Linked DNA regions of Homo sapiens: region 1 is linked to region 2. The links are chromatin loops, found by intact Hi-C in ENCODE. Cell type or tissue: sigmoid colon. All regions are shown on one strand. Each heading gives the region's core, and the rest is flanking DNA. Links, peaks and the distances in the headings are about the cores only.

Evidence for each region. Peaks named below come from ENCODE experiments on the same cell type or tissue, not always from the same donor. Only the 100,000 strongest peaks of a DNase experiment are listed, where the experiment ranks them.
Region 1: a loop joins it to region 2, with 2.3 times the contacts of the local background. A loop is called at or near these places in 25 of 110 quality-filtered maps.

What each region holds. Positions count from the first base shown.
Region 1 is chr1:201,132,929-201,142,050 of GRCh38, forward strand. It overlaps TMEM9 (transmembrane protein 9), which reads right to left. Exons shown (of 5, transcript NM_001288565.2): 5 at 1,844-2,887. The coding sequence ends at 2,735. Among named protein-coding and RNA genes, the nearest start is that of ASCL5, 10 kb to the left of the region's middle. RefSeq lists a silencer at 1,619-1,825. In sigmoid colon, for the core only: no CTCF peak of the experiment used is centred there; a DNase peak (open chromatin) is centred at 4,923; H3K27ac peaks cover 314 bases.
Region 2 is chr1:201,219,289-201,228,423 of GRCh38, forward strand. IGFN1 (immunoglobulin like and fibronectin type III domain containing 1) reads left to right here. Exons shown (of 24, transcript NM_001164586.2): 19 at 2,156-2,458; 20 at 3,451-3,539; 21 at 5,391-5,586; 22 at 6,536-6,835; 23 at 7,594-7,920; 24 at 9,098-9,135. The coding sequence ends at 9,111. Among named protein-coding and RNA genes, the nearest start is that of IGFN1, 33 kb to the left of the region's middle. RefSeq lists a silencer at 3,687-3,796 and an enhancer at 6,268-7,260. In sigmoid colon, for the core only: a CTCF peak has its summit at 3,788 (motif pointing left); a DNase peak (open chromatin) is centred at 3,773.

The sequences.
Region 1 (9,122 bases), core at 1-8,000, 87 kb before region 2:
CATCTCTGTTCCAAATACCAGCCAAGCAGTGTGCTCACCCCTTTGCTGGGGATCTCCGCCCCTTCATATTCACAGAAAGATGAAGTGTACTCTGCCATCGTCTGAAAATCGGGTTTTGTGTGTGTGAAGTTGAGACACAATGAGACGTTTGGTTACTAGTTGAATCCTTAGTAAAGTGAACAGTCACTCCTAATCTTTTATAAATGTTCATATACTGGACTTATAGTTCGGCTTATTTATAGTTAACAACAGTTGTCCCAAAAACCACCAAAGCCAGTTTGGATCATCTGCAGGACTTACCCAAGCCTCAGAGAAATATAGCACTCAATGTTTCCCCCAGGGCATGTGGTTTTACAGGGGAGACCTGGCAATGTTAGGCACCAATTTCTGGCCTGGTTATTCTTGCTAAGTTAATACACCCACCTGCCCACCTTTGGAAAGTGCTGCTTTTGTATGCCTCTTGAAATAAGAGCATCCCCATCCTGAAAGAATAAAATAGCCCACTGTAGCTTCCACAGCAGTACTTGACCCTGGTAGGCACTGAGCAGCTGTCTAGTAAATGACCCAGTAGAAATGTTGTCAGCACCAACTCCTCTGTCCCAGCCTTGCATTTGGGGGCACATCTATCGCTTGCTAGCCCTACCACAAACTTCCTAAGTGCACTTGCTCAGGACCCCACAATCCACTTGGTCCCCTCTCAGCTGTGTCCCTTGTTTCCAATGCCAACCAGAGTCTCTGCTCCTCCTGGGAGCCCCATCTGCAGGTCACCCCAGTCCCATCCCCTTTACGCTTCTGTCTTGGAACTTTGGCAAACTGTTGCAAACTGACCCCCCATCTCACGTCGTTCTCTTGCCTCCCACACCTCTCCAAGAACCCAGCATGGGGGCCCACACAAAGGTTTTTTTTTGTTTGTTTTGTTTTGTTTTGAGACGGAGTCTTGCTTTGTTCCCCAGGCTGGAGTGCAGTGGCGCGATCTCAGCTCACTGCAAGCTCCGCCTGCCGGGTTCATGCCATTCTCCTGCCTCAGCCTCCCGAGTAGCTGGGACTACAGGTGCTCGCCACCATGCCCAGCAAATTTTTTGTATTTTTTTTAGTAGAGATGGGGTTTCACCGTGTTAGCCAGGATGGTCTTGATCTCCTGACCTCATGATCCGCCCGCCTCGGCCTCCCAATGTGCTGGGATTACAGGCGTGAGCCACCGCGCCCAGCCCACAAAGGTTCTTAATCCATGTTTATTTGGACAACCCTGATGACACCAGATCAGCTCAGTCCCTCTAGATGCCTTGCCTCTGCCTGGGTCTTGGACATGCCCTGCACCGCACATCCATACTGGAGCTGACGCAGTGCCGGGCTCCCCTGGATGTCCCTGTTGAAGCTGCTGGCATTTCCTTCTGTATGGGGCAGCTCGTTTTCTAGCTGCCCCCACCCACCCCTCTCCAAATACCTGTTGGTTTTCATTTGGGGATACTTACAGGTTTTGCAGGGAGCGCTATTTACTGTGTCTGTAGGATATTAGGATGAATCACGCACTGTTCAGTTTCAGAGGAACTGCCCATAAACATGAAGTAAAATCTCAGGATAACTCCCAAGGGCCAGTTCACCCTGTGCTCCTTGCCCCAGCCTACCCACCTCTTTCCTAATCAGGTGAGGAGGACTTCCAGCAAGCCGTGGCCTTGGCCTGATTGCACTGTGGCTGGCTCTGCCACGGCCGCCTGGACTTCCCAAGGCTCTGCCTGTCTGGACCTAGCAAAACGCAATGCTCTCTGTCCCCTCTGGGATACTACATTTACCAGGTCACTTGTGAAAAATTCCTAGTTCCCTAAATCTCTTAAAAACCAGAAAGTGAGAGAAATAAAACAATTTAATGATGGCTTCCTTGATTTACACACAACTCTAAGACAAGAGGACAAAATTTTCTCTCCATGCACTGGTACAACGAAGTTCAGGGACAAGAGGCAACCCAAGTACAGGGGCTGTGGTGTTCAGATCCACGCTCAGCCTCGAGTCTCATGTTCCAACCGACCGTCTGGCTCAGTGACTGTGGACACTGGGGAGAGGAGGGACTGCCCAGACCCCTCAAGTGCAGGTGAGGGGACCGGCAGCAGAGTATGCATGGGCACTCCATGCCCCAGTGCGAGAAGTGCACAGGGGACAGCGAACACCAGCTTCCAGTGCACCCTGAAGACCCAGTGGGCTCAGGGGGCCCAGCTCTCCCATCAGAGCTGTCCTCAGGGCTGGAGCTGGGGCTGGGGCTGAGGCGCTGGGGCTGGGAGGGAGGTGGTGATAAGAACCACTGCAGAAAGGAACACATGCTGAATGCTGGGCCATGCTTTCCTCCCAGACACTGAGTTCCTGAAGACCCAGCTTTATCTTCCAAGGGTAACAACATTCCCAAGACTCAGAGCTGGAAGGCGGCAAGAGTGGAGCCAGGAGAGACAGATCGCATCCACTCCTGAGGCCGCCTCGAATGTCTCCATTCCCTTCTGGCCTGCCTTCCCCCTCCCTTCAACCCCAAAGACCCAAGAAGACAACAGAGATCAGAGACCACATCCCTCTTCCCTAATCAAAATAGCCAAGTACAACATTTCTAAAGTTAGGGAGAAGGAGGAAAAATGCCACAGGCTTTTAAAGGGAAGACTGGAACCGAGGGAAGGGAGAAGTAGCCCCCTGCTTTGTCCAGCCTGGAAGCTGGCAGCCATGGTGTTGGGGCCTTGACCCAACCACACCAGCCCATCTAGCTGAGCATCTTGTGCCGATCGAAGACTGTCTTCCGCTGCTCCTGCACCTGCAGCTTCCACCGCTGCTGGGCACCTTCCACACGCTCCAGGACTGTGTTTGCTCGGGGTCCCCCGAGGGATGCAGCAGCTGCTGCCATAGAGCGAGCATCCTGTAGTGGGAAGAAAAAAAGAGAAGATCTGGCACGGTAAGCCAGAAGGGTCTTGGATCCTGAAAGTCTGACATGGAAAGAACGAACCCCAAAGCCTTACCTTCCCCAGACTGGGAGGCTGGGCCTCCCCAAGTGCTGCAGGCTGAGGACCTTGCCTTGTCATCTGCAGAGCTGAACACAGTGTGCCAGGTCTGCTGGAAGCCTTAGTGTCTGTAGCATCTGCAGGATGGGGCCCCTGCCCCTCCCTGGGGCCTGGGAAAGGAAGCACTCCAGGAAGAGTAGGTTCTGCTGGGGCTCCAGTTACTGCCACACAGCTAGCTCAAGGGAGGTTCCCAGCCTGAACCCACCCCTCACCATGCCCCATTCCACTATTTCTAACTCTCAAGAAGGATGCTAAGTATAGGCTTCAAGACCTCACTTAGGCAGAGGACTTGATGACATCTGTTGTTTCAGCAATGCACCGAGGTGCCCCCAGGGCTAGTACTAGGCTAGAGAACTCCCCTGCCCTCCACGCCATTGCCCAGGGGACAGGAAGAAGGCCCAGGGGCTAGGGTCTGGCTACCCTGAGATGGCAACACATCTGCTCCAGATGGGAGGGGGCCTACTGAGGAGTCTGCATAGATCCAGATCCATGGGATCTTAGTTTCCCTGGGAAAGAGGGATGTGACATCACTCAGGGAGTCTGACAGGGATGGAAATTCAGAGCCGCCCCAGCATTCCCTTTGCAGAGCCCTCTCTGGCCCATTCCCTCCTTTGATAGCTGAGGACAGCTCAGCTTCCTCCCTATCTGACTCTGCTGATCCCCTTCCCCTTTGCTTTCAGAACTGTTGCTGCCGTCAAAAGCATCCTCCCCTAATTACCACTTCTCTGCCTCTGAAGCTCCGGAGCCTCTGCATTTCCTGCAGGACCTGAACCTGATCTTTGGAGAGAATTAGAGCTGAGGGCCAGGCCCACACCCCCGTGGGGATTTCCTCCCTAGCTTTCCCTGCCTCTCATCTCCTGCCACACATCTCTTAAGGGATTAGTGCACTTCTCTAAGCCCAGAGCCGCCCAGTAAATGCAACTTTGCTTCTAATGCCCCAAGCTGGCACGGCTTCTGTCACCATGCAGCTGCTACGCTGGGGCGAAGGGGGGTGGTGAGGTGAGGGTAGGGTGGACAGAGAACAAGCTGGCAGTGAGGAGGCTGGGAGAGGGTTCATCATCATCCTCTCAGAGCTCTGAGGACTTCATCTTGTGAGTGCTCCTCTCTAAGCTGCGTTAGAGATGGACACTGCCTTCTGGGAGCCTCCCGCCCAGGTCCTGAGGAAGGCTTCCTGTGCCAGGCTAGGTGAGGCTCAGGCAACGCCTGAAAGGCACGTGTGGCCATGTCAGGCAGGGGGCATACTGAGCTTGGAATTAGGACCCCTGGGTTCTGTTCCTGGGCTGGGGATCACCTGCCCCTTCCAGCCTCAGCCTCCCCTAGGCTCGCGTCCCAGGTGGAACTACAGATCCACAGCGGGGGCTGGGAAGGAGACATGGCCTCAGTCACTTATGAGGCTATGTGTCCCTGAACAAGTTACTTTATTTCTCCAAGCTTCAATTTAATGTAGTAAATGTAGTCATTGAGACTTTTTTCTGCTATACGGTCATTAGGAATTATAGTTACCAAATTATCTAACACACACACACACACACACACACACACACACACACACACACACAGAGTGAAAAGAAGTTTCATAAAACAATACTTAGTGTAATGCATTCTGATATTCTTTGCTCTGTTCCATTCCATTTTTTTAAAAATCCTGGTCATGACTCACAGAATTCATTTCATGACCTAATGGCTTGCTTGAAATACACTGGTTTAAGATTAGTAGATGGGTATGGCAAAGTTAAATAACACACATATAAAGCACTTACTATCCTGGCTGTCACAGAGCTAGGGCTCAAGAAATGTTTGGTTTCTTTCTTCCCTAGGAGCGATGACTAATATCAGAGCCTAGCTCTGGAAGCCACTAGGCAGTAAGGCTGGCGGCTGGCTGCCAGGAGAAAGCCTGTGAAAACTGCCATGGCTGCTGCCCCTCCTTCCAGTTCCATGCCTTCCCTGTTCACTGTGCTGACTGAGCTGGCCACAGTGCTAAGACCAAGCCTCCACCCAGTCCTGCCTCAGTGTGGCCGTCTACATGAGGTGGGCACTAAAGACCCATCTGGGAAGCTATTGGCCCACCGGGACTTGGCTCTGGGGGCTGGATTGCCTTCTCTTCTTCTTTCCATTCCCAATCTCATCCTTTCTGGGACCATCTTTCTCATGACAGGGCTCCAGTGTGTGTGTGGGGTGGGGTGCTACGCTTGGAAGGGTGGGGCAGCTTTAGCCCTGCCCTCCTTCCACTGCTCTGTATCTCAGGGGAGCGTCTTGAGAAGGGGAAGCCAGGGAGAGCCCAGAGCACAGCATTAAGGGAACATGCTGAAATTCACCACATTACCACAGTATCATTTGTTTTCCCTTCATGTAAAGTCTTAACAAACAGCTCCTAAGTGGGGGAAAGCTGCCACTGAGAGGCTGAGTTTCCATCGCTAATAGTCTGATTAAAAGGTATTAAAGACTCCACATCTGTTTCAGAGACAGCCCAGAGTGGGGCCTCATCCTTGCTTGCTCTGCAGCAAGTATGGTGGGTGGAAGTGGGAGAAATGCCACCAGTTCCTCCCCTCTCCCTCTGAGGCTGGGCCTCCGGTTAACTCGGGAGCAGAAGGGCAGTTAGGAGGGGAGGCGGGTGGAGCCCCTCCCAATCAGAAAAAGAGCTTGGACATGGATGGATTCCCAGGAGGTCCCCAGGGGGACCAGACCAGTGTGACTATGACAAGTGCCACTATGTGCCAGGCGCTCTGCTAGGCACTTTACACAGATTATTCCCAGGCTTACAACACTGGCAAATGGGTAAAACCATCCCCTATTGTAGCTGCAGAAACTGAGGCTCTGAAAGATGAATCATCTTGCTGCCCAAGGCTGCATGGCTGTTTAGTGGCCAAGTCGGAATTTGAACCCATGTACGTATATCTCTTATCCTAGGACCCAGCTGGATCCTTCTTTGGCTGGTTTCTCCTAAGAGGGAGCCAGCATGGACAACCAAAGAGACAGGCTGGTATATTTCCCCACAGCTAGAGCAAGAACAGAGCACTTCTAAAGGAACCAATGCTCAGGACATCAAGCGAGGCCCTCTTCTCCACACTGGAAGGACCCAAGTAACTGTGTGGATAAGCCCCAGCTGATCAAACTAGCCCTGAGCCCTTCAGGCCGTCCCAGATGAAACCCTCTTCAGTCTGCCCAGAAGCACTGGTTCTGAGCTGGCACTGGACTTGGCCAAAGCCTGATGACAAGGAGACAGGGAGAGTGAGAACCCCACCTCAGGCGGCTCTCCTCTCTCTGGCTGCTCCTCCTCCCTCCTCCCCAATCCCAGGCACAGGAGCATGACCAGGTGGTCTCATCACTTACCAGCCACTCAGCAAAGCATGGTCCTAGTGCAAAGCCCTTCAGCAAGAGGACTATACAGCCTCTCTGAGTTTTCCATGTTTGACCCAAGTCCTTGCTGCTGTTGCTGAGTCCCACTGCACCTCTGCTGCGAGGCTCTCCCTGACCCCTGCACGCTGCGGCTAGGGCCACCTTCCTATGACACACCAACTCATGCTGTTTCCCTGCCCAAAAACCCCAGCTGGGACCCACCTGCTCACAAATAAAACCCTGCTGGGCCTGACATTCAAGGGCACTCCCAGCCTCACCTCCCCCCTTACCCCCCAGCCCAGCCTCTGGCCACACTGGTCCATGCATCCTCTGTCTACCTGCGGTGATCCTCACTCAGGCCCTTGTGCACGCTGCCCCTCAGGCTTCCCTCCAGCAATCATGATGCTACTTAAGTATTAACACCTGATTGAAATAGCGCATTCTTAAGGACGAGCAAACACTTGTAAAGCTTCCATACACACGATCGCAACAGTTATGCTGAGGTAAACATGATTATGTGTATTCCAGACTTAGAAAACTAAACCAGGAGGTTAGCACCAAGGATAGTAAATGGCAGGGCTCGGCCCCTCCCAGGACTGTGATTAACCACAATGCTGTGCTGCCCCACTGGAGGCTCTAGAAGCGTCTGTTGAACCGCACATCTTTCTATTCTGCCCTCAGGGGAGGAGGCCGACTGGATTGCCCTCATCAGTGTGTCTGTTCCGTGTTTCACTGTCAGCTTCCCAGGGCTGGGGTCCTCAGAACACAGCTGCCACCCATGTGCAGACAGGAGGGGAGACTGCTCCTCAGTGGCCCGAGTCTTCTCCCCGGTGCCTGCATGTTCCAGTTCCCATCATCATCATCACCTTTCCTTGATTTCCCTGTATACTCTCTCCCAAAGGGGGCCCAGAACTCTACCCACTGCCCCAGCAGGGTGAGCACTTTGAAGACCTCTCCAGAGCTTGGGCCCATGCTGTGAGCAGCGACATCCCCAGCCTCAGAGAAACCATGTGTCTCTCTTCAAAGAGGGCCCAACCTGCACATCTAAAACAGCTCTGTTTGCCGTTTCTGCCCCAGCAAACATGCTTGCTTCCTCCTTTCAAAGGACGTCTGAGCCCAGGGATTATGCCTAATGCTGCTGGAATCCCAGGGGAGGCAGCGCCCAGCAATCAGGGCCTACTGAGGCTCTGCCAGCGCTTTCAAAGGGAACATGACAAGCTTTCATCTCCCTCCATGAACGGGGCTGAGGCTGAGGGGGAGGCCTCCTCTTCCTCTTCCAGTTCTTTACCCCCTGGGCAGGAGAGCTCCTGGTCACAGGAATTGGGGAGAAGGAACCAAGGGGTCCCTAACCCTGAAAAAATGCCCTGACCTCCAGATCTCACCCCTAACTGGGTCCCAGACTTCTGGGGCGTAGGGCCTGAAAGCTCCTGGAGCCTAGACAGAATTTTCCTTCTAAAGTCATCGAGTTGTACAGGCCTAGGCGAACTTTCAAGGAACCCAAGAGGCCATGTCCTGACTTTGTTCCTCTTGGGGTGAAACCCAGAGACATGGCTACAGCCTAGGTGCTGCTGCCGCTCAGCTGAATGCCTGCCCCCCAGCCCCATGTTTCCCCACATCCCTTTCCTCTGTGCACTGAGAGGGGCAGTAGATTATCCCTCGTCGTCCAGGACTAGGGCCCCCAGTCTCTGTAAAGACAAGCTCCTTGGGTTCTGTCCAGCCCCAATGCCCTGTTCATCCTCCCTGCAGTTCAGCGGTCACTCTCCCAACCACCCTGAGTGGGCACTGAAAATCCCCCTCTGCCAGGAAGCCTTCCTTCCCAGACTAACACAACGAGAAGGGTAACTTTCCGACCCCTTGTCTAGTAAAGAGGGGCCTCCCAAGGCACCTGACTTTTCAGCTGACCACCCGTCTTACGAAGCCAGATCTTACTGCCAGCCTTTACGTTTCCTGCTGCTTTACCTGCTTTTGGCCGTCTTGGGGCTTAAACCCCCGAGGGCAGACATAAGGTCTGTGCAAATCTCAACACTGTGCCACCTGCAGGTTTTCTGAATACACTGAGAAAAGCAGAGTTGCTGAACCACAGACATCTGTGACCTGGAGACCACACAGAATCACAGGAGGTGAGGGGATAGAGAGATGATGCCAAAGAACGGGACTGGGGGCACTTCCTTACCCAGCCAAGGGCACCCAATGAGATCTACCTGCCCCAGGCCACAACCAGCGAGAGTTGGCTGCACCCTAGGTCAGGGTATCAAAGAGATTAAACACAACTTTTTATGAGCTTTTAGAACCTCAGGTGAGAGGTGAGGGCGTGTCATCCTGTCCATCCCAGGGCCGCAACTTCCCCTACAGGAGGGAGCATGGCTCGCCAGCTTCTATGTGCTGCAGCCTATCACAGCCTACTGTCCTCCCAGGCAGTCCTGCCACAGTTACCAAATCTAGCCCTTCTTCCTCCCAAGGCCCCCTCATACAAACAGGCTTCAAATGAGGAGCACTCCAGGTCTCCTGGGGGTAAGAGAGACCTGGGTTCATACCCAGGGACGGCAAGCTGCTCTCCCCAAGCTGCCCTCCCTCTGGCTCCCTGGCTAGGATGGCAGGAGACATAACAAGGCCATGCCCCAGAGCCATGCATTCCACGGAAATCATTGGGCTGCATCTCTCAATTACTACCCCAGCCAGGACTGCAATTACCACATTACCCCTAATCGCTGAGTGTTTATTAGCGATGCTCCTCCCCTATCAGAGCTGCTATTACTC
Region 2 (9,135 bases), core at 514-8,513:
GAAGTAGGTAAATCAATCCTGGTCTCTGCCCTTGAGAAACTTATAGTCTGAGATAGCATTTTCTATCTGAGACCTGTGGTCTTGGGAACATGGAGTGTATTGAGAGATGCCAACAGACATTCTGAGAACAGGAACAGCAAAAAATGTCTGTGATTAAAGATGTGTATGATGTGAGCTTTTGATGTTTCCAAGTCCTGCAGGGGAAAAAAACCTGTCTAACCTTGATCCAAATCTAGCTTTTTCACAAAATACCTATTAAAAGCGTCACTCCAAGGCGTACAGCTTAGAAAATGCTGCTCTGTATTTCTCATCCCCTAATCAGTTTGCCTACGCCAAGTCCTCTAGGGAGCAGCACATTTCTGGCACTTGACGGATGGGCCAGGTGGTCAACACCTGGAGAGCATCTCTGTGCCCCACAGGGCCCAGCCCACTGCAGGTGTTCAGGCTGTTTGAATGAACCCAACAAGACCGAAACATTCTGTACATTTCATTGTTCAAGTGGTATCTGAGTTTTAGTCCTAGGAAGGGCAGGACATGGAATGGAGGGATGGGGGAGGAAAGCCGGCCCATGCAACTTACTCCTTGCAAATGGACCAAGCCTGTCCTATCTTTTCTTTTCTTCTCTGTTCTTTTCTTTTCTTTCTCTCTCTCCTTCCTTCTTTCTCTCTCTCCTTCTCTCTTTCTTTCTTTTTTCTGTCTGTCTGTCATTCTTTCTTTCTCTCTCTCTCTCCCCCTTCCTCCCTCCCTGTCTTCTTTCTTTCTCTTTCTGTTCTTTTTTTTCCTTTCTTTCTCTTTTTCTTTCTTTCTTTCTCTCTCCCCCTTCCTCCCTCCCTCTCTTCTTTCTTTCTCTCTCTCCCCCTTCCTCCCTCCCTCTCTTCTTTCTATCCCTTTCTTTCTCTCTCTCTCTCTCTCTCTAACAGGGTCCACTCTTTTACCCAGGCTGGAATGCAGTGATGCAATCTCGGCTCACTGCAGCCTTGAACTCCTGGCCTCAAGCAATCCTCCTGCCTCAGCCTCTTAAGCAGCTGGAACTATGAGCATGTGCCACCACACCCTGCTAATTTATCTTTTTGTAGAGACAGGGTCTCACTATATTGCCCAGGCTGGTCTTGAACTCCTGCTTTCAAGCTATCCTCCTGCCTCGGCCTCCTAAAGTGCTGGGATTACAGGCATGAGCCATGGGCCCACAGCCTGTTAATCTCTTTTATCAGTGGTGGGAAGTAGAGACAATAGATAGGATAAGCAGTGTCTAACAGTAGCCACAGCAATCACTACATTTTCTGGATTCTTGCTGCTAAGCAAGGCCCATGGCCCAGAAACATCATCTTATTAGAACTTATGAGAAATGCTGAATCTCAGGCCTCACCCCAGACCTACTGAATCAGGGTCTATATTTTTTACAAAAATCCCCAGGTAACTTCTATACTAATTAAAGTTTGAGAAGTACTGCCCTAGCCCAGTGGTTTTCAAACTTCATTGCATATGTAGAAACACCTGGAAAACTCTTAAAAATGTTGATGCCTAGACTGCACCCCAGACTAATTAAATCAGAATCTCTGGGGTGGCATCTAGGTGCCAGTATTTTTAAGCTCACCAGGTGATTCCAACGTGCAGCCAGACTTGAGGGCCAGAGCCCTTTCACACTCATTGTGCTTTTTGCTTGTTCTAAAACCTCTGTGGGTAGGTGGGGCTATTATTATTGTTCTCATGTAATAAGTGGAGAACAAGAAGCCTGCACTGAGTACCCAGAAGGCAGAGTCGTGACTCTAAGAGCTTAGAGTCCAGAATAAAAACACATGGAAGTCTAGTCATACGGGATAATGGAACCCAAGAGGTCATCAACTAAAATATCAGTTTTCAGGAATTACAGAAGGATAGTTAGGAGAAGGCATTTGGCAGGTTGGTGAATGAATGAGGGGAATGAGTTGAGGGAGGCTTCCTGGTGGAGGTGGCCTGGGATCTGTGTGCATAACGGAGACAAAGTGCTGGTTACAGTAAGAATTTGGAACAAGGTAGGTGCTTCAGGAAGAATCTAAAGGCAGAATTGCTAAGTGAAAACAATTCCCAGTCTCCCACAAGGAAGGCTAATCAATATCCACACTGAGTGGCCTCCCTCAGGAGATGCCATTCCTGACTCTCCCATGGTGCCTGGCAGGACCCCCTGGGCTGGTGAGGAATCTCCAAGTCACAGACAGATCGAACACCAGCATCACTCTGAGCTGGGCTGGGCCAGACACCCAGGAAGGGGATGAAGCCCAGGGGTATGTGGTGGAGCTGTGCAGCTCAGACAGTCTCCAGTGGCTCCCGTGCCATGTGGGCACCGTGCCAGTCACCACCTACACGGCCAAGGGGCTTCGGCCTGGAGAGGGCTACTTCGTGCGGGTGACAGCAGTTAATGAAGGAGGCCAGAGCCAGCCCAGTGCCCTGGACACATTAGTGCAAGCCATGCCTGTTACTGGTGAGTGCTGCCTCCTTCCCCGACCCCTGAGCCCTGCAGGCCTCTCCTAAGAGGGGGCCCCTGAGTAGCCGCAATGCACTTACTAAGCCAGGATCCCCACCCTCAGTTTCAGGAAGTAACATTTATTGAGCACCTACTAGGTGCTAGGTACTGGGCTAGGCAGTCCCTTCTTAGAAATGTTTTCTCATTACGACTCATAACTATACTACAATATTAATGTTTTTATTCCGAAGTTACAGAGAAGGAAACTGAGGTTCAAGGTACTTTGCCCTAGTTGTCACTAATGGTATGTGGTACAGCCAGGATTTAAACCTGGAGACTCCAAAGTTGATGTTCTGTAGGAGAGAGAGTGGCTGCTTCCCGGGCATGGCCTTCGAAGGCCTAAGGGCCGCTCAGCTCCCATGGTTCACGTTCAGAATGGGACATGCCCAGCTCCCCGTTATTATTGAAAAGAGGATTGTCTTTCCCTTTGGGCTTTAACCACCACAAGCACCTGATCTGCCTTTGACCCAAGCTGACACTGGGCCACCCCAGCTGACCCTAGTCATCACTATGGCAGTAGGGAGTCACAAACACAGCACACGGAGTCCAAAGTCCCAGAATCTTGTCCTGGCTCTCTCCCGAACAAGGTGTGACCTCAGGCAAGTCATTTCCTGTCTTAGATTGGTGTTTATCTCATCTGCAAAACATAAGCGCTCTGCCACATGTCTGCATCTTCCTCTGTTCCAGCCTAGTCCACCCCTCTCCCTGCAGGGTTCCTTTCTCAGCTCCTGTCCCTCCCCCGCTAGCATCTCCCCATCAGCCCCTGGGGTCTCCCCTGAAGATTCTGCTCCCAGCTGTACTCCAGTCCTTTAGAGGCCCCAGTATGTTGGGATCTCAGCATCAATCCGACTGGCCCAGTCTTCCCCTCCAGCCCTACCTTGCTGGGGACCTGGGGCTGGGGTCCAACTGTGAGGGAGGAGGGAGGTAACCAGTCCTCTTGTGCGTTTCAGTCTGTCCCAAGTTCCTCGTGGACTCCAGCACCAAGGACTTGCTGACAGTCAAGGTCGGGGACACAGTTCGTGTGCCCGTCTCCTTTGAAGTGAGTGTACCTGCAGGGGTGTGGGGAGGGAAGCCCAGAGAGGCCAAGGGGGCCAGACTCAGCCCTGTGGCTCTCTTTTCTTCCCTGTTCCTTTTTGGCCCCTAGTCAGTGCTTGTGGAAATCACTGACTGGGCTTGTGGAAATCAGGTGAGAGACATGAGGCAGGAAGGATTCAGGTCCTCCTTGAAGGTACTGCCCTCACTTGGCGGCTGGGTGGCCATTCTGCTCCAGGCCTGCAAATCCCTCTAGTGGTAGCTTCAGCTACTGCACCTCCAAACTAAGGCTCTTCGGTTCTCCACCTCTCCTAGTCTGGGAATTCAGGGAGCCGGTCGTGCAGATGATCCCCTTTGACTTCACAATGTATTTTTGTGCAAGCACATGACCTATATTTGACTCAGGGTGATCCTTAACCAACACCAACACCACCTGACTTTACAACAGTAGGGTGGTGGCTAAAAGTACAAACTGCCTGGGTTCAAATTTTGATGTCATCACTCACAGCCGTTTGACTTTGGACAAATATTATTTATTTATTTATTTATTTATTTATTTATTTATTTTGAGATGGAGTCTCACTCTGTCACCCAGGCTGGAGTGCAGTGGCACGATCTCGGCTTACTGCAACCTCCACCTCCCGGGTTCTAGCGATTCTCCTGCTTTAGCCTCCCAAGTAGCTGGGATTACAGGCGCATGCCATCACGCCCGGCTAATTTTTGTATTTTTAGTAGAGATGGGGTTTCGCCGTGTTGGCCAGGCTGGCCTCTCAAACTCCTGACCTCACGTAGTCTGCCCACCTCGGCCTCCCAAAGTGCTGGGATTACAAGTGTGAGCCACTGTGCCCAGCCAGAACAAATATCTTAACATCTCTGTGTTTCACCTTCCTCATCTGTCAAAAGGGGATAATAATAGTAACCTACCTCAAAGGTCTGAGGGTTCAAGGAATTAATATATTGAAAGTGTATATGTAGGGCCTGGCATATGACAGCACCCAATATGTTTTAATATTATTATTGTTTAAAATCATCATCATCTGTGTAGGAATTCAAACCAGTCTATCTTACTCTAAATGACTTGTTCTTAACCACAATAATGACAATGATAATGATGGCAAAAATATTTAATGCACATTGAGTAGTTACCATGTCCTAGGCCTTGTTCTCTCTGCTTTCCGTGTATTTATTATTAACGCCTTAAATTCTCAGAACAATCCTGTGAGGTCAGTTAGTGACTATCAGCATCTTCGTTTGACTCTGGTGCCCACCGTGCCCTGTACTGAGGGCCCCGTAGGGAGTTGACGGCATGGTCACCAAGCAGCTGGGCTGGCCTTCCCACCCTGCTCAGGGTCACCACAGTTCAAGGCCAGGACACCGCAATCTTCCTCCTAGACTATTGCCAAATTATCTCCTACATGGTCTTGGCTGCCAGGGTGGTTAACACTCCCCTCCCCACACATCCCTTCTCATTCCCATCCCACCCCCTGCCATGTGAATCCAGAACTCATTATGCTTTCCTGCTCAGAATCTGACAACAGCGGCTCCTGGCTGAGAGGATAATGTCCAGATGTCTGTAGAGGTGTGACGTGGAGGGCACTTTGCATTTTTGCCGAACCTCTTCGTCCAACTTCCTTTCTTGTTCTACCGCCCCCCTACCATACCCGCCTGCCAACCTCACACTTTATCACCACCCCTCTTTCCCACCTGTGTTTTCTTGTCGACGTTGTGTTTTCTGGTCGACTTTCTCCTTGTAGAAGACTCTTCTCACCGCTTCTACCTTTGGCCTAGCTTAAATGCCATCACCTCCATGAAACTGCCAGCTTCCCCTTCTCAACTTTTCCTTCCTCTCCTTTCTCAGGCCATGCCCATGCCTGAGGTGACCTGGCTGAAGGATGGCTTGCCCTTGCCCAAAAGAAGTGTGACTGTCACTAAGGATGGCCTCACCCAGCTTCTGATCCCTGTGGCTGGACTCTCAGACAGTGGTCTCTACACTGTGGTGCTGAGGACCCTGCAGGGGAAGGAGGTTGCCCACAGCTTCCGTATCAGGGTGGCAGGTGAGGCAGGCCTTGCTCTGGGCTCTGGACGCTGGCTCGGCCACTCACCAAGGCAAAGAGGTGTCCACTGGTCTGATCATAGGTCTCAGCCACTCTACCAGGGCTGGGTATGCAAAGTGACCATTCTCCACCTTTCCTCCATGCTTGATGATAGAAAGTAGAAAGGACCCCAGAAGATCCCCTGGGGACTTCCATTGTCCTTCTGCCTCAGGAGCCTAGAGACAGTCATGTCATGTCTCCTCTCCGACCTCAGTTATCCTTCCCGTTGAGTCAGTGAGCAGAGGCGGTTACCACTGTTACATCACTCCAAAGACCCAGGGGACAAAATTGTCTGCAGCCGTTGCACAGGATAAAGGCTTTCCTCCCCAGCTGTGGCTCCACACAGCCCCTGCCCTGGAGGAGCTTCTGGATATCCAGAAATGATCAAATAGACTAACAGTGGGGGCTCTGTAATGCAGCTTCATGAGAGCCCTGCCTCTGTCCAAAAATGCATGCCTTGTCCTGTGTCATTTTACTTAAAAACTGAAGTGAATTCAGTGAAACCCCATCTCTGCGAAAAATACAAAAAATTAGCCGAGCGTGGTGGTGGCCGCCTGTAGTCCCAGCTACTTGGGAGGCTGAGGCAGGAGAATGGCGTGAACCCGGGAGTTGGAGCTTGCAGTGAGCCGAGATCGTGCCACTGCACTCCAGCCTGGGTGACAGAGCCAGACTCCGTCTCAAAAAACAAACAAACAAACACACTGAAGTGAATTAAAATTACTCTTTTGGGGAGATTTTCTACCCTCTAGAGATAACTGTGGACCGCTGGCCAAGCTTACTCTGGGTCCAGCTACTTGTGTGGCAAGACTGCGTTCCCCAGGACCCTCAGAAGTCCTGGGACCTGGAGGGGGCTGGTAGCAGCCCTGCTGGGTCCCCTCCACGTGACCTCCCTCTGCCGTCTCTCCTGAAGCATGCCCGCAGGCCCCTGGGCCCATCCACCTGCAGGAGAACGTGCCTGGGACGGTGACGGCCGAGTGGGAACCCTCTCCTGACGAGGCCCAGGATGTCCCGCTGCACTACGCGGTGTTCACACGCTCCTCAGCGCACGGTCCCTGGCACGAGGCAGCCGACCGCATCCACACCAACCGCTTCACCCTCCTGGGCATCCTCCCCGGCCACGAATACCACTTCAGGGTGGTGGCCAAGAATGAGCTGGGGGCCAGCAAACCCTCGGACACCAGCCAGCCCTGGTGCATCCCCCGGCAGCGCGGTAAGCAGCCCCTGAGAGGGAGGAGCAGGCAGGGTGGGGGTTGCGCTCTGCAATGCAGTGGGATGCACCCAAGCATGGCAAGCGCGCAGGATAGGGACTGTGGCAGGGATGGCCTGGAGCATGCCAAATAACAGCCAGCAGCCCCGAGCTGCTGCTCCTCCCGCTCCTGCCTCACACCCACCTGTTCTGGCATCCTCTGCACCCCGACCTCCGTGGGAAGAATGAGATTGGTGTGGGTGTTTTGGTGTCTGAGGTGCCTTTGGGAGGATTTTCAAAAGCAGCCACAGACAATAAGGCAAATAGAGGTTAATGTTTCTCTGAAAACAAAGTGTATATTTTACCGCAAAGTAGATGTGGACCTTAAGATCAGTCACAGAAAAGCAGGCTATAAAATCAAATCAAGGTTTCATTTTCATAAAATACAAAAATTTCAGGAAAGCTCTACACCAGAATGTCAGCTATAGTCATCTATAGGTAGTGAGATTATGATTTGGTTTTTATTCTTTCTCCTTTGATTCTCTGTGTATTCTAATTGTCCACAGTGAATGTGTATTAGCTACAAAAAAAAATCCATAAAGAATTTTAGGAAAAGGATAGAATGAGGCAAGCCTTGGGGTCCAAATTTGCAGGCAAGATGTGGCAGGAAATCCCAGATAAGGCCTACATGGTAGCTTCATGAACTCTTTACCCAGACCCGGGTCTCAGCCAGGCCTTCCTCGCTTTCTCACCCTCTTCTCTCACCCCGGCTTTCACCACAGACAGGTTCACAGTGAAGGCTCCGTGCTACCGGGAGCCCGACCTGAGCCAGAAGCCCCGGTTCCTGGTGGGCCTGCGGTCCCACCTGCTGCCCCAGGGCTGCGAGTGCTGCATGAGCTGTGCCGTGCAGGGCTCGCCCCGGCCCCACGTCACCTGGTTCAAGAATGACCGCAGCCTGGAAGGAAACCCCGCGGTGTACAGCACTGACCTGCTGGGCGTGTGCTCCCTCACCATCCCCAGCGTATCCCCGAAGGACAGCGGGGAGTACAAGGCTGTGGCTGAGAACACGCTGGGCCAGGCAGTCAGCACTGCCACCCTCATTGTCATAGGTAATGGTGGCTGCCCTGGCAGTGGGGCAGGAAGGAGAGCCAGGAGAGCAACCACCTGCCTGTCAGGGAGGCTCCGGGGGGTGCCTAGAGGGATTCAGCCGGGAGTCAGGAGACCAGGACTCTCTGCCTGACTCTATGAACTTTCAGCTATTTAACCTACCAACACCGGCCCACATGTGGTCTTTATTTGCCCACTTTTTAAAAAATTTATTTTTATTTTTAGTTTTTTTTTTTTTGAGACGGAGTTTCGCTCTTGTTGCCCAGGTTGGAGTGCAATGGCATGATCTCGGCTCACTGCAGCCTCCACCTCCTGGATTCAAGAGATTCTCCTGCCTCAGCCTCCTGAATAGCTGGGATTACAGGCATCCGCCACCACACCTGGCGGATTTTTTTGTATTTTTAATAGAAGGGGGGTTTCATCATATTGGCCAGACTGGTCTCAAACTCCTGACCTCAGGTGATCCACCCGCCTCGGCCTCCCAAAGAGCTAGGATTACAGGTGTGAGCCACTGTGCCCGGCAGATTTGCCCACTTTTAAAATGAGGTATTTGAACTTGGTGAGCAACTCTTGATTGAAGGGCTGTGTACTGCTCACCTAAGCTTCCCAGTGGGGCCACGCTACACATTGCAGGCTGAGAGATGAACAGGCATCCGTATTGCTGTTTCTTAAGTATGTCAAGATATGAACACTTAGTGCCTAGAAAGCCATGCTGATTCTCTCATTGGTAGTCTCCTTTTCAGTAGCACAGATATATATGTTAATAAAGGTTTTTCCTTCGATAGTACTTAAAACACCTTATATTTTGAATAGCAATAAAAGGCAAGCCTCAATTGACCTTTGTGGAAAAACGGCCCCTTTGCACTGGAGCAGAGCATCTCTCCTCTCTGTAGCACCTGTGCTTAGGCATTTAGGAAGCCACTCTCGAAACACCCCAGCTTGTGTACACATGTAGTCCCGGAACGAAGATGGCATTGGGGGTGATTATGGTTCCCCGAGGGGCCAGCAAAGGGCTTTGCCCAAGCTTAGAGAGCACGTGGTGGCTCCAGATTTGAACCCACACCCCCTGATGGCAGAGCCTGTAGTCTAAGCCCCATTCTGAGTTTTCTTCACCACTGAACAGATGCAGGGTGGGGTGGCTGCCCCTCTGAACCAACTGGAATATCCTGTGTCTTGCAGAACCCAGCACCTAGCCTCACCTCACCCTGGGATGGTCC